3 separate regions of the Homo sapiens genome follow, and regions 2 and 3 are each linked to region 1. Evidence: chromatin contacts called from ENCODE Hi-C or POLR2A ChIA-PET data. All regions are on one chromosome and are shown on one strand. The core of a region is the stretch at or near the end of the contact, and the rest is flanking DNA. Distances in the headings are between cores, read along the strand shown. Region 1 holds the start of ERI3 (ERI1 exoribonuclease family member 3). Region 2 holds the start of KIF2C (kinesin family member 2C). Region 3 overlaps ARMH1 (armadillo like helical domain containing 1).

The links. A loop is a pair of places that touch in the nucleus more often than their neighbours do. ChIA-PET counts read pairs that join two places held with the same protein, here RNA polymerase II (POLR2A). Pooled maps may share reads with other maps.
Region 2: a loop to region 1 is called in a map of naive thymus-derived CD4-positive, alpha-beta T cell, with 12 times the contacts of the local background. The contact joins the promoter of KIF2C here to the promoter of ERI3 in region 1. A Hi-C loop is called at or near these places in 1 of 168 maps with a recorded cell type or tissue (naive thymus-derived CD4-positive, alpha-beta T cell) and 7 of 50 pooled maps. POLR2A ChIA-PET finds 5 or more read pairs at or near these places in 4 of 52 experiments (H1, PC-9, WTC11 and 1 more).
Region 3: a pooled map shows a loop between it and region 1 (6-fold over the local background). The contact joins the enhancer-like site here to the promoter of ERI3 in region 1. A Hi-C loop is called at or near these places in 4 of 50 pooled maps. POLR2A ChIA-PET finds 5 or more read pairs at or near these places in 4 of 52 experiments (H1, MCF 10A, WTC11 and 1 more).

The regions. Positions count from the first base shown.
Region 1 is chr1:44,353,122-44,357,255 of GRCh38, reverse strand. ERI3 (ERI1 exoribonuclease family member 3) reads left to right here and starts at 1,999. Exons shown (of 9, transcript NM_024066.3): 1 at 1,999-2,364. The coding sequence starts at 2,230. RefSeq lists enhancers at 1,715-1,764, 1,665-2,165 and a silencer at 2,035-2,264.
Region 2 is chr1:44,738,123-44,742,256 of GRCh38, reverse strand. KIF2C (kinesin family member 2C) reads right to left here and starts at 2,420. Exons shown (of 21, transcript NM_006845.4): 1 at 2,255-2,420; 2 at 1,250-1,344. The coding sequence starts at 2,324. RefSeq lists an enhancer at 2,600-2,769.
Region 3 is chr1:44,712,937-44,717,070 of GRCh38, reverse strand. The region is part of intron 6 of ARMH1 (armadillo like helical domain containing 1); the gene reads right to left. The region is part of intron 2 of LOC105378690 (a long non-coding RNA gene); the gene reads left to right. Among named protein-coding and RNA genes, the nearest start is that of RNU5F-1, 6.9 kb to the left of the region's middle. RefSeq lists a silencer at 3,934-3,993. Within about 2 kb of position 1,975, at least 5 of the 41 ENCODE cell types and tissues checked have a DNase peak (open chromatin) inside an H3K27ac peak, as active enhancers do.

The sequences.
Region 1 (4,134 bases), core at 750-3,249:
TAAACTGTTCTATTATTTGAATCAATTTGCCTGGTCTTTGTACAAAAAGAACTTACAGTGTGGTGAAGTCCTGGAAGCTGTACAGTTGAGCCCTAGTGCACCAAGGAGGAAAGAACACATTCTGGGGAAGTCAAGGGGACCATGGAAGGCTCCACAGAGGATGTTGGGGCTGGGCATTACATAAAGCCTTGAATCCAGATACTATAGATTTACTTCATTCTTACAGCCAAGAAGATTGGCTGTGCCCTACTCTCAGGCCATAACTCAGTATATAACAAAGCTATCTCACTGCCTCTTGTCTTATTTTTATATTTACTTGTTTTATTATCTATTCTTCCTCCTACAGCCCCTCCCCAATTTATTTATTATGGCTCACTGCAGCTTTGTCCTCCCAGGCTCCAGTGATCCTCCCACCTCAGCCTCCTGAGTACCTGGGACTACAAGCACGTGCCACCATGCCTGCCTAATTTTTAACTTGTTTGTAGAGATGAGAATCTCATTATGTTGCCCAAGCTGGTCTTGAACTCCTGGTCTCAAAGGATCCTCCTGCCTCAGACTCCCAAAGTGTTAGAATTACAGACGTGAGCCACGACACCCAGCTTCCCTCTCCAATTTAAAAGCTCCTTGAGAATAGAGGTGTGTCGTTATTCATCAATGAATCCTCAGCAACAGAAACAGTGCCTGACACTTAAGAGAGGCACTATAAATACAGATGGACTGACTGACCAACTGGGGTTAATGTGTAGGTAATAATAGGAGAATCTGTTCCAGCTCCAAGAGTTGGGGGATAGTGCCTCCACTTTACTGACCTCGGGATAAGTCTGTCCCTGCTGCTGGATATTCCCTCATTTGTTCGCAGACATTTATTGCGGGCCTTCTTTATACCTGCCCTATGCGGTGTATTACTGATACAACATGAACAATATGGAAAAAATGCTTTTCCTAAAGGACTTAAAACCCTGTGGGAGCGACAACAAGGAAACAGACAATTATAAGACAATATGATAAATGCTATAGGTCCACAGCAGAATCACCTAACCTATGACGTGGGTGGGATTAAGGAAGGCATTCCCTGATATGGGGATTACCAGGCACTCTCAGCTCAGGTGGAAACCGTTATGGTAAGGTCCGCTCTCAGAGGTGGTAGGGCCCAGAAATGACATCATCCTAAGTGTAAGTATGCAGACAGCACACAGAGGGGCTTGGTAACTGAAGCTGGGCCCAGAGGATGGGGTCCTGACCGATTGGGAAGCTGTCAAAGCCATCATTCCCAGCTCATAACCTGGGACCCATGACTACCCAGAAAGGCATAACCAGGATGAAGAAACACAGGTCTCTCCAGCTTACTGGAGAGACTGACTGGGGAAGCTCCTCACAGCTGAGGCCAGAAACCTTTTAAACAGAAGTTTCCTCTGAGTGGACCTGAACAAGCCAGTTCCCTCTTCCTTAGGACGGCCCTTCACAAATCTAAGCATTTTCCTCTTAGCTTAATCCCTCCTTGTCTCAGGTCTCCCCCAGGCCCACATCCGAAAGTAGATGACAATAATTACTTGTTGAATGAACGAATCATGAGGAGTCATGTAAATAGAATTCTGTCACGTTGTGAGCCCACATTCACCTTACGGGTATATTGGAGGGCGGGAAAACGGAGATGGGGGGCTCCACTAATGTGTGTCTGTGATCCTGGTTAGATCGCTGTAGGCCATAGAAAGTTTCATTTTAAAAAAATTCCTTTCACAGATCAGAAGTGATGTCCCCGTCCCCGTCTTCTCTTCTGAGTTTGTGCAACGTCAAAACTACAAGTCCCATAAGGCCGGCGGCCGGGAGTCACCATCTTGACATACCTTAGCGCGCATGTCGGCGGGAGAGCGAGCGTTTGGGGAGAAGAAGCCCCGCCTGACTGCAGCCCATTGGTCAAAGGGGTCGGCAGCGGGCTCAGCGGTTGGCCACAGCGCCCGCCCGTCCGCCGCGTCGGTCGGGGTCAGAGTGCGCGGAGGTGAGTCGGTGTGTTGTGGACTCGTGGTGCTGGCTGCCGCTGTTCAGGCGGCCGGGAACGGGCGGTGGGGAGCGGGCGGAGCTGGCCCTGCCTCTGCCTGGCCGGCGCCGCAGTCGGCGCGGGCCGCGCCCGCCGCCGCCAACTGCCCTGAGCGCTTGCTGAGGCCGAGGGAGACGTCGGGGCCTGCACCTGGAGGGAGCCTGCCGCGCTGGCCCCGAGGAGGGGGCGTTGCCATGGCGACAGCCTCTCCCGCTGCTGACGGGGGGCGGGGGCGGCCCTGGGAAGGAGGGCTGGTCTCCTGGCCCCCCGCCCCTCCCCTTACTCTCCCCTGGACTTGGATGGGCCCGAGTTGGGGGCAACACCCCGGGGTGGGTGATGCTGAATGGCCCCGCCAAGATTGGGCCCTGGTTAATGCATGCGGGGTGAGGGTCGCGGTGCGCAGAATTTATGCAACCTGGGGTGCTGGCCCATGTGCTTACCCTGGATGCTTACTTAATCTACTGAGTAATGTTCTGGCGGAGGGGGAGCGGGGCAGAGCTTTGCAAGACAGGATGGGTGAGTTTATTAAGGGGGTTGACTTACTGGGATTACTAGAGAAGAAAAAGGTTTGACTAGAGAGGCTAGAAATGGAGCATGGAGATTGTGGGTAGAACATTCCCTTGACCCTCTCGCCAACACATGCCCACACACCAGGTTAGCAGTTTACCTCTTTGTAAATCTGAAGCGGTGGTAGTAGTGATGGTGGAAGGAGTGAATAAGGGCCTAACCTGGCTAGCTTTCTGTTTGCCTGTCTTGCAAATGGTCCAGCAACAGGTGTTTTCTTAAAAAAAGCATGAACTTGGATTGAGGCTTGACTGCGAGTTCTTGCAAAATATAACTGCTCCTTGTTGACTTGGAAGATGCTGGATGTGGGGCCCCTCAATGGGGGTTTGGATTTTGTCCTTAGAGCTGGATTTTGCAACAAATAGTGCCCATCGTTGTGTCTGCGAGAGGTCTCTGGCCACTTCAATGGCATTTACTCTTGTCAGACATTTAATCAGTCTCCCAGCGGAAGGGCAGCAAAACATGAATCCTATTGGCTAAAAGAGTGTACGCTATTCAAACTATAGTAGGTTGTGAGTGGCTAAATGAGTTTTGATTGTAGAGTTTCTTCCAGAAATTGGCTTCATCAAATTCTGCTTTATTCTGACTTTATCATATACAGCATGCCTTGTTTTAGTGGGTTCTTGCTTGGAGCTTAGTTTATTATACCTGAATCTCCTACCATTTAAAAGCCAATTTATAAACAGGGACTTGGAGTGTGACTCCACTAATGTGTGTCTGTGATCCTGGTTAGAAACCCACTTGGCTGCCTTTTCCTCAGGAGGTGGGGGTTGGGGGAAGGGAGCTGCCGGGAAGTGATTGATAAGGTTTCCTTTATAGATTCTGTGGTGCTTCACTGGAGCTCAGAGCACTTTGGCAACTTAAGCACTCCAAATTAAAAGCTCATTAACAATTCCTGCCCAAAGATCCTGTAAATAATCAGCTAGCTAGGTCATAGAGCTTGGCTAAGAGCTTTTCTTCCAACTTGAAATTTCCAAATAAAAGTGCTTTTATTCCCTTTCATTTTAAAAAGTGTTTTCTTTGTGGTGGGGTAAATTGGTGAGTGGCCTTTTCCCAGGGGATCTGAGTAGAAGAAAGTCTTAAATGTGTGGAATGGTAGACAGGAATATATTAGTTCCAACCCTAGGTGTTTCTTTATGCAAAAGACATCACTAACAGGGGCATCTCTGCAACTTCTGGTCCTTTGGAGGATATGAATTAGTTGAAAAGGATGATAGGTATCTATTGATGTTTTGACTTGGGATTTAGTTACCTTGACTTTCTTAGAGCTTGAAGCAGGCTTGGAACTATCCTGAAAGTGTTTCCTAGTCTATGTGGCCATTTTCAGTATGGCTTGTGGATTTGTGGCAACCAACCCCTACCCCAGTCCTGGCCCAGCCTTAGTTCCTTAGTTCTGAATATTGTCAGCCTTACCAGTGTCTTCCTCCTTGACTAGACTAGGATTCTGAAACTACCCAGAGGCACCACTTCATAGCTATCTTTCTCGGTAAATGTTTAGTGTTTCTAGGAGGTGAGCCTCCTTAGGAGCAAAAGTA
Region 2 (4,134 bases), core at 1,171-3,670, 380 kb before region 1:
GCACCTGTAGTACCAGTTACTCGGGAGGCTGAGGCAGGAGAATGACGTGAACCCGGGAGGCGGAGCTTGCAGTGAGCTGAGATCTCGCCACTGCACTCCAGCCTGGGTGACAGAGTGAGACTCTGTCTCAAAACAAACAAACAAACAAACAAAAAAAACCCAGAAAATTATTGATTGCTTCAATTTAGAATGGACCTGACTAAATAAAATCCCAATGCATCTGGAAGGGGACCATTCTTTTTTTTTTTTTTTTTTTTTTTGAGACAAGTCCTCATTCTGTTGCCCAGGAGGCTGGAGAGCAGTGGTGCAATTTCAGCTCACTGAAACCTGTGCTTTCCCAGACTCCAGCAATTCTCCAGCCTCAGCCTCCAGAGCAGCTGGGACCACAGGCATGCACCACCATGCCCGGCTAATGTTTTTTGTATTTTTTGTAGAAATGAGGTTTTGTCATGTTGCCCAGCCTGGTCTTGAACTGCTGAGCTCAAAGCGATCTGCCCACCTCGGCCTCCCAAAGTGCTGGGATTATACATGTGAGCCACTGTGCCCAGCCAAGAAGACCATTTTTATTTTTTGAGGAAAGGTCTCACTCTGTCGCCCAGGCCAGAGTGCAGTGGCTCGATCATGGTTCAGTGCAGCCTCAACCTCCCAGGCTAAATCAATCCTCCCACCTCAGCTTCCCGAGTAGCTGGAACCACAGGCGTGAGCCACCACACCCTGATAATTTTTAATTTTTTTGTAGAGACAAGGTCTCAACATTTTTCCCAGGCTGGTCTCGAACTCCTGAGCTCAAGCAATCCTCCAGACCAGGCCTCTCAAAGTGTCGGGATTAGAGGCAAGAGCCACCGCACCCAGCCAATTTTTTTTTTTTTTTTTTTTTGAGACAGATTCTCACTGTCACCCAGGCTGGAGTGCAGCGGCACAGTTTCGGCTCACTGCAACCTCCGCCTCCCAGGTTCAAGCAGTTCTCCTGCCTCAGGCTCCCAAGTAGTTGGGATTACAGGCATGCACTACCACGACTGGCTAATTTTTGTATTTTCAGTAGAGACAGGTTTCGCCATGTTGGCCAGGATGGTCTCGAACTCCTGACATCAGGTGATCTGCCCGTCTCAGCCTCCCAAAGTTCTGGGATTACAGGCGTGAGTGAGAAGAGCACAGCATCAGAAACTAGGCTCTCACAGATTCCACTTCTGCACAGATCCTTTATGTAGGAAGACATTAAATGTGGTAGAGGAATTCTCATAGAACCTACCTCTTTGCCCTTTGTGGCACCTCCTTCTGCCCATTCCACTGAAACACAGGATTTCTCCAAGTTCACAGTCCTTACATTGGCACTGTGAATTAAACCTATAAAGTATGAAAAAACCAGAGTTACCCATCTCTTTCCTGAGAGCTTCACTTTTAGGATTCCACAGAGATTCCCAAAGTGGAGTTAACCTGAAGGAACAGGCAGCTACCTTAAAAAAAAAAAAAAAAAAAACTAAGAGAAACAAATAAATCTCCTGGGCTTCACCTTTAGAATATCCACAGTGAGGTGGGCTGGGGACAGGTTTTTAAACTGAGCTGCATGGGATAAGGATTCACCCCTACTCAAGAGAGCCTACAAAAAAAGAGAGATAGAGCCTACAAAAGAGAACATACAAAAGGTATGTTTGAGCACAGGATTCCCCACAACCCTTAGATGAACTTTTCCTCAACATAGCATTGAGGATCTGGCCCTTTTGGGGTTTTCCTAACTCATTTCTGGCGGTCATATCTGTCCATTTCCCTAATGACACGGGTATCAGACCTGCCAGAACTGCGGTACCTGCTTAAGCAAAAGAGAGAACGACTACAAGCTCCTCAAGCGCAGGGTTCTTGTCTGTCCCGTTTACCTGACATACCGCAACTGCGCAATATTTATTCGAGAGTAAAGGGGCCAGGAGACCGAGGTCCCCATAAGAGCAGGGCATTTTCAGGGGAGAATTTTGGAAGGGAAGTGAATTTAGAAGTCCCAACTTCCCTGGGAGGTCTACCAGCCTTGGAGAAGGTCCGCCCACTCCCAGAGGACTGCGAAAGGGACCACGTACAGCGCAGGGACTCTCACCCCTGTGTAGGCAAGAATGACTGCCAGTGCAGAGACCCGGAGTGAGTGCGTGTGAAAAGGAGGGAGGGAGAGAAAGAGAGTGAAAGCCCATCTGTGTGTCCGGGGACGGGCAGTAATTTCAGTCGTCTCACCGCTCACGAGTCCCCTTGACCTAGGGACCCCGCTCCTCACCATTACTGCGTTGGATCTTGATAGCGAGACCGGGAAACAGGCGGGCCTGAAGCGACGAGTCCATGGCCATTCGGAGAGTCAGCAAGGAAGAGAAACGCGCAATACCAAGAAACCTCAATTTCGCTAACCCTACGAAGTCTTAACGCCGCGTAAACCGCCGCAGTTTAAATCCCGCGCGCAAGCGTCCTTAAAACGTCATTCCGCTGTCCCCGCCCTCGCTTCCGCCAGTCAGCGGCGCCCTGCGGAGCCTTGGGGGAGACGCAGTTCCCAACCATCTTCCTACGCTTGGCACCGCCCATGCGTCTGGCCACACCCCCGAGCGCTGTGCCTTCTGGGAACTTCGCCGCTACGTGGGGTCTGGGGCTCCCATTTCTGGTATTGTCCTCGGTCACCTTGTACTGCGGGGTTCCCGAAAACTGGGAAACTTCAGTATGTATTTGACAATGAGGGCTCTGGGATCCTACAGACATGGGTTCGAATCGTAGCTTCTTCAATTGCAAGTTCAGTGACCTCGAGCAAGTTGGAGACTTGGCCGGGCGCGGTGGCTCACTCCTGTTAATCCCAACACTTAGGAAGGGAGAGGTGGGAGTGATCGCTCGAGATCAGAAGTTCGAGACCAGACAGGGCAACATAGCCAAGACCCTGTTCTCAAAGCAAAACAAAACCACAGATTAGAAACTTGACTTAGTTTTTCTTATTAAATAGTGCAGAAGCATGTTGCCTCATTCAAGGAGTTATGTATAAATTTCCAGAAAGACACTGATTCACCAGATATTTATTGAGTGAAGTCTACCACCTGCTAGGCATGGTACCAGGAAATGGAGATAATGAACTAGACACATAGTTCCTGTCCTCCTTTTTTTTTTTTTCCATTTAACCCTTAGTGGACACAGCACATGTTTCAGAGAGCACGGGGTTGGGGGTAAGGTTATAGATTAACAGCATCCCAAGGCAAAAGAATTTTTCTTAGTACAGAACAAAATGGAGTCTCCTATGTCTACTTCTTTCTACACAGACACAGTAACAATCTGATCTCTCTTTCTTTTCCCCACATTTCCCCCTTTTCTATTCGACAAAACCGCCATCGTCATCATGGCCCGTTCTCAATGAGCTATTGGGTACACCTCCCAGATGGGGTGGCGGCGGGGCAGAGGGGCTCCTCACTTCCCAAATGGGGCAGCCGGGCAGAGGCGCCCCCCCCCCCCACCTCCCAGACAGGGCGGCGGCTGGGAGGGGGCTGCCCCCCACCTCCCAGACGGGGCGGCTGGCCGGTCGGGGGCTTTCCCCCCACCTCCTGGACGGGGCGGCTGCCGGGAGGAGACGCTCCTCATCTCCCGGACGGGGCGGCTGCCGGGCAGAGTGGCTCCTCACTTCTCAGACGGGGCGGCCAGTCAGAGACGATCCTCACCTCCCAGACAGGGTGGCGGCGGGGCAGAGACACTCCTCAGTTCCCAGACGGGGTCGCGGCGGGGCAGAGGCGCTCCCCACATCCCAGACGATGGGCGGCCGGGAAGAGACGCTCCTCACTTCCTAGACCGGGTGGCGGCCGAGCAGAGGCTGCAATCTCGGCACTTTGGGAGGCCAAGGCAGGCGGCTGGGAGGTGGAGGTTGTAGCGAGCCGAGATCACGCCACCGCACTCCAGCCTGGGCAACATTGAGCACTGAGTGAGCGAGACTCCGTCTGCAATCCCGGCACCTCGGGAGGCCAGGGCTGGCAGATCACTCGCGGTCAGGAGCTGGAGACCAGCCCGGCCAGCACGGTGAAACCCCATCTCCACCAAAAAATACGAAAACCAGTCAGGTGCGGCGGCGCGCGCCTGCAATCCCAGGCACTCGGCAGGCTGAGGCAGGAGAATCAGGCAGGGAGGCTGCAGTGAGTC
Region 3 (4,134 bases), core at 726-3,225, 360 kb before region 1:
ACGACCAGCCTGGCCAAGATGGTGAAACCCCGTCTCTACTAAAACTACAAAAATTAGCTGGGCGCAGTGGCAGGTGCCTGTAATCTCAGCTACTTGGGAGGCTGAGGCAGGAGAATATCTTTTACCTGTGCAGCAGAGGTTGCAATGAGCCGAGATCGCGCCACTGCACTCCAGCCTAGGTTACAGAGTGAGACTCCGTCTCAAAAAAAAAAAAAAAAAGAAAAAAGAATAGTTCGGATTCCAAATCCCATATTCTTCACCACTAAGTCTACTGCCTCCACTCTGGTGGTGGACTAGGAAAATGAACTGTGTGTGGGCGCCATACTGGACAGATGAAGATTGGTGTAGAGGCCAGTGCAGGTGAGCAGTATGAAGACCTGAATTACAGCAGTGGAGACAGAATGGGGAAGAGGGAACGCATCTGCATATTGAAGAGTTAGAATTGACTGGTCTTGTTAGAAGTTGGTTGAAGGTGGGAAGCAAAAAGACAAGACAATTACCAATATTTCTAGCCTGGGCAGCTGGGTACTTTCCACTGAGATTGGGACCTTGGAGAAGAAAAGCTTTGGAACTGGAATATCAGAAGTCCACTGGTGACATCTGAGGGGAGGTGTTCAGAAGGCAAATGGACACACAGGTCTAGAGCTATAGAGAGGTCACTCCACTACTCTGTCCTCCATCCATAAAATGGGGAAAATAATAGTGCCCACCTCCTTGGCTTGCTGTGAGGGGTAAATGAGTAAAGATCAAGGGCAGTATCCAGCATAGAGTTAACACTCTATAAAGATTAGCGACTATTGTTTCTGTCATCAAGGTGGTAGGTGGTACATAAAGTCGTGGTAATTAAAGTTGTGGGAGCGGACGAGGTGCCATAGACAGCAAAGAAGGAGAAGAAGACCTGGAGTTGAATGCTGAAAAAAAAAAATTGACACCTAGGAGACTGGTAGAGGAATGGGAATGTATAAAAGACCGAGAAGCAGTTTCTAGAGCCATAGGAGGAAGCCAGGAGAGTATGGGTTTGGGAAGGAGGATGAGAGTATTCAAGGAGGAGGTATCATCAGGAGGGTTTGAATGTTTGAGAGTTCAGGCCCCATGAAGCTGAGAGGATGCTCTGTGGGGCCCATGCTCATGCATTTGACAAACAGGGATTGAGCACGTGCTAGGTGCAGTGCTGGTGCTGATGAAACAGCAGTAAATGAAACAGATGTGGCTGGGTGCAGTGGCTCACGCCTGTAATCCCAGCACTTTGGGAGGCTGAAGCGAGCAGATGATCACTTGAGGCCAGGAGTTGAAGACCAGCCTGGCCAACATTGTGAAACCCTGTCTTTACTAAAAATACAAAAATTAGCCAGGTGTGATGGTGGGCGCCTGTAATCCCAGCTACTCAGGAGGCTGAGGTAGGAAAATTGCTTGAACCCGGGAGGCAGAGGTTGCATTGAGCTGAGATTGTGCCACTGCACTCCAGCCTGGGTGACAGAGTGAGACTCCATCTCAAAAAAACAAAAAACAGATGTGAGGTCCTAGCCACTCACACTCCATGGAAACTCTTTAATGGTGCAGGAGACAAATTCATTGCTCCAATCCGAAGAGGAACTTTGGAATCCACAGCCTATCAGCATTAGAGGAAACCTCAGTGATCACTGGTCTGATCATCTCATTGAATAGACGAAGAAACCAAGAACAAATGACTTGCCCAGGAAACCACAATGAACAAGAGACAGGGCTGTAGCAGCAGGCTTAGTATTCCTTTGGCAGAAGGAGCCATAGAAATGGCATTGTACCTGGGAACTGTGGATATTCCATGCAGCCATTTCCAGGGTGCTAACAGCACTGATCATTTATAATTCTTTGATCCCAGAGCCTTGCAAAACCAGGGTTCCGGGTCTTTCTCTGCAGGTCCAGACAAGCCTGCCACCTACTGGACACATATGAGAAGTGCGCTTCCTTACCGAGGTTTGCTTCCTTTTCCAGCAGGGCACTAGCATGAACGTGTTTAGCATGTTGCACTGCTGTAAGAAACAGACCAGTCAGGCGTGGTGGCTCATGCCTGCAATCTCAACACTTTAAGAGGCTGAGGCGGGAGGATCGCTTGAGCCCAAGAGTTTGAGGCTGCAGTGAGCTGTCAAGCCACTCAACTCCAGCCTGGGAAACAGTAAAACTGTTTCCCCCCCAACAAAAAAAGAAAAAAGGCCGGGGACAGTCAAATCAGGTTGGGCAACATCGTGAGATCCCATCTCTAAAAAGAATTAAAAAAAAAATTAGCCAGGCATAGTGGCATGTGCCTGTAGTCCCAGCTACTTACTTGAGCCCAGGAGGTTGAGGCTGCAGTGAGCCGTGCATGCGCCACTGCACTCCAGCCTAGGTGACAGAACAAGGCCCTGCCTCAAGAAAAAAGGAAGAGACCAGTGTCAGCCATCTTCCTGACATTCTGTAATTAATTCTGTCTCTGATTTCTGTATACCCTGCTACCTTTTTTTTTTTTTTTGAGACGGAGTTTCACTCTTGTTGCCCAGGCCGGAGTGCAATGGCGTGATCTCAGCTCACCGCAACCTCCGCCTCCCGGGTTCAAGGGATTCTCCTGCCTCAGCCTCCCAAGTAGCTGGGATTACAGGCATGCACCACCACGCCCGGCTAATTTTGTATTTTTAGTAGAGAAGGGGTTTCTCCATGTTGGTCAGGGTGGTCTCGAACTTCCGACCTCAGGTGATCTGCCGGCCTCGGCCTCCCAAAGTGCTGAGATTACAGGCATGAGCCACCAGGCCTGGCCCCTGCTCCCTCTTTTTTTTTTTTTTCTTTTTTTTGAGACGGAGTCTCGCTCTGTCACCCAGGCTGGAGTGCAGTGGTGCAATCTCGGCTCACTGCAAGCTCCGCCTCCCAGGTTCACGCCATTCTACTGCCTCAGCCTCCCAAGTAGCTGGGACTACAAGCACCCGCCACCACGCCCGGCTAATTTTTTTTGTATTTTTAGTAGAGACAGGGTTTCATCGTGTTAGCCAGATGGTCTAGATCTCCTGACCTCGTGATCCGCCGGCCTCCCAAAGTGCTGGGTACATGCGTGAGCCACTGCGTCAGGCCCCCTGCTACCTCTCTAACTACATTCTGTTCAAAGCTCAATGTTGAAACAATAAAAATATATTTTATGCACACCTTTTGTTTTTAAAGCCAGGCAACAAAGTAACTAATGTATGTGCTATGGTGGTATTTTTATTGCTGGACAAAGAATTACTATGGTGTGTCTTCCACTGGTATCTGCTTTCACCCAGCCCAACCAGTCCGTGTACTGATGTTTTGAACTATCCCTGAGACTCGAGTCAAGCACCAGTGTCCTCAAAAAGGACGCAGTATAAGGCAAGGGCAGGATGCAGATGTTTTGAGGGGCAGGCAAATGGGGAAGTTAGAAATAAGATTTCCCCCCAAGATTTTCACTTAAATCCCCTGGAAGACTGTTTTATAGACTTTTATAAACGCTGAATAAAGTGTCACAGTTGAAGTGCTCATATACTTTTGGGGAAGTAATGCATCTTTTAAAAATAGCAGGTTTTTATGTGAAAGTCTCCCTCAGTGTCAGAGCCTTCTGACTGCTGTTCAATGAAGCTGTACAGGACAGGTGGCCTCTTATACAGCAGGAAAGGCTAAAATTACTGCCCATGTCAGCTGAGAAGTACAAAGCAGGGCCGGGTGCAGTGACTCATACCTGTAATCCCAGCACTTTGGGAGCCCGAGGCAGGTGGATCGCTTGAGCCCAGGAGTTGGAGACCAGCCTGGCCAACATGGTGAAACCCCATCCCCGCTAAAAATATGAAAATTAGCCAGGCATGGTGCTGCATGCTTGTGGTCCCAGCTACTCGGGAGGCTGAGGCACGAAAATTGCTTGAATCCAGGAGGTGTAGGTTGCAGTGAGCCAAGATCATGCCACTGCACTTCAGCCTGGGTGACAAAGCAAGACTGTCTCAAAAAAAAAAAAAAAAAAAAAGGCCGGGCGCAGTAGCTCTTGCCATTGCACTCCAGCCTGGGTGACAGAGCGAGACTCCGTCTTAAAAAAAAAAAAAGTGCAAAGCAAAGGCATAACGTTCTGTAAGGCAAAAACACTAGTTTTTAAATGAGACCCAGGTGGTGCAGTGGCTCACGCCTGTA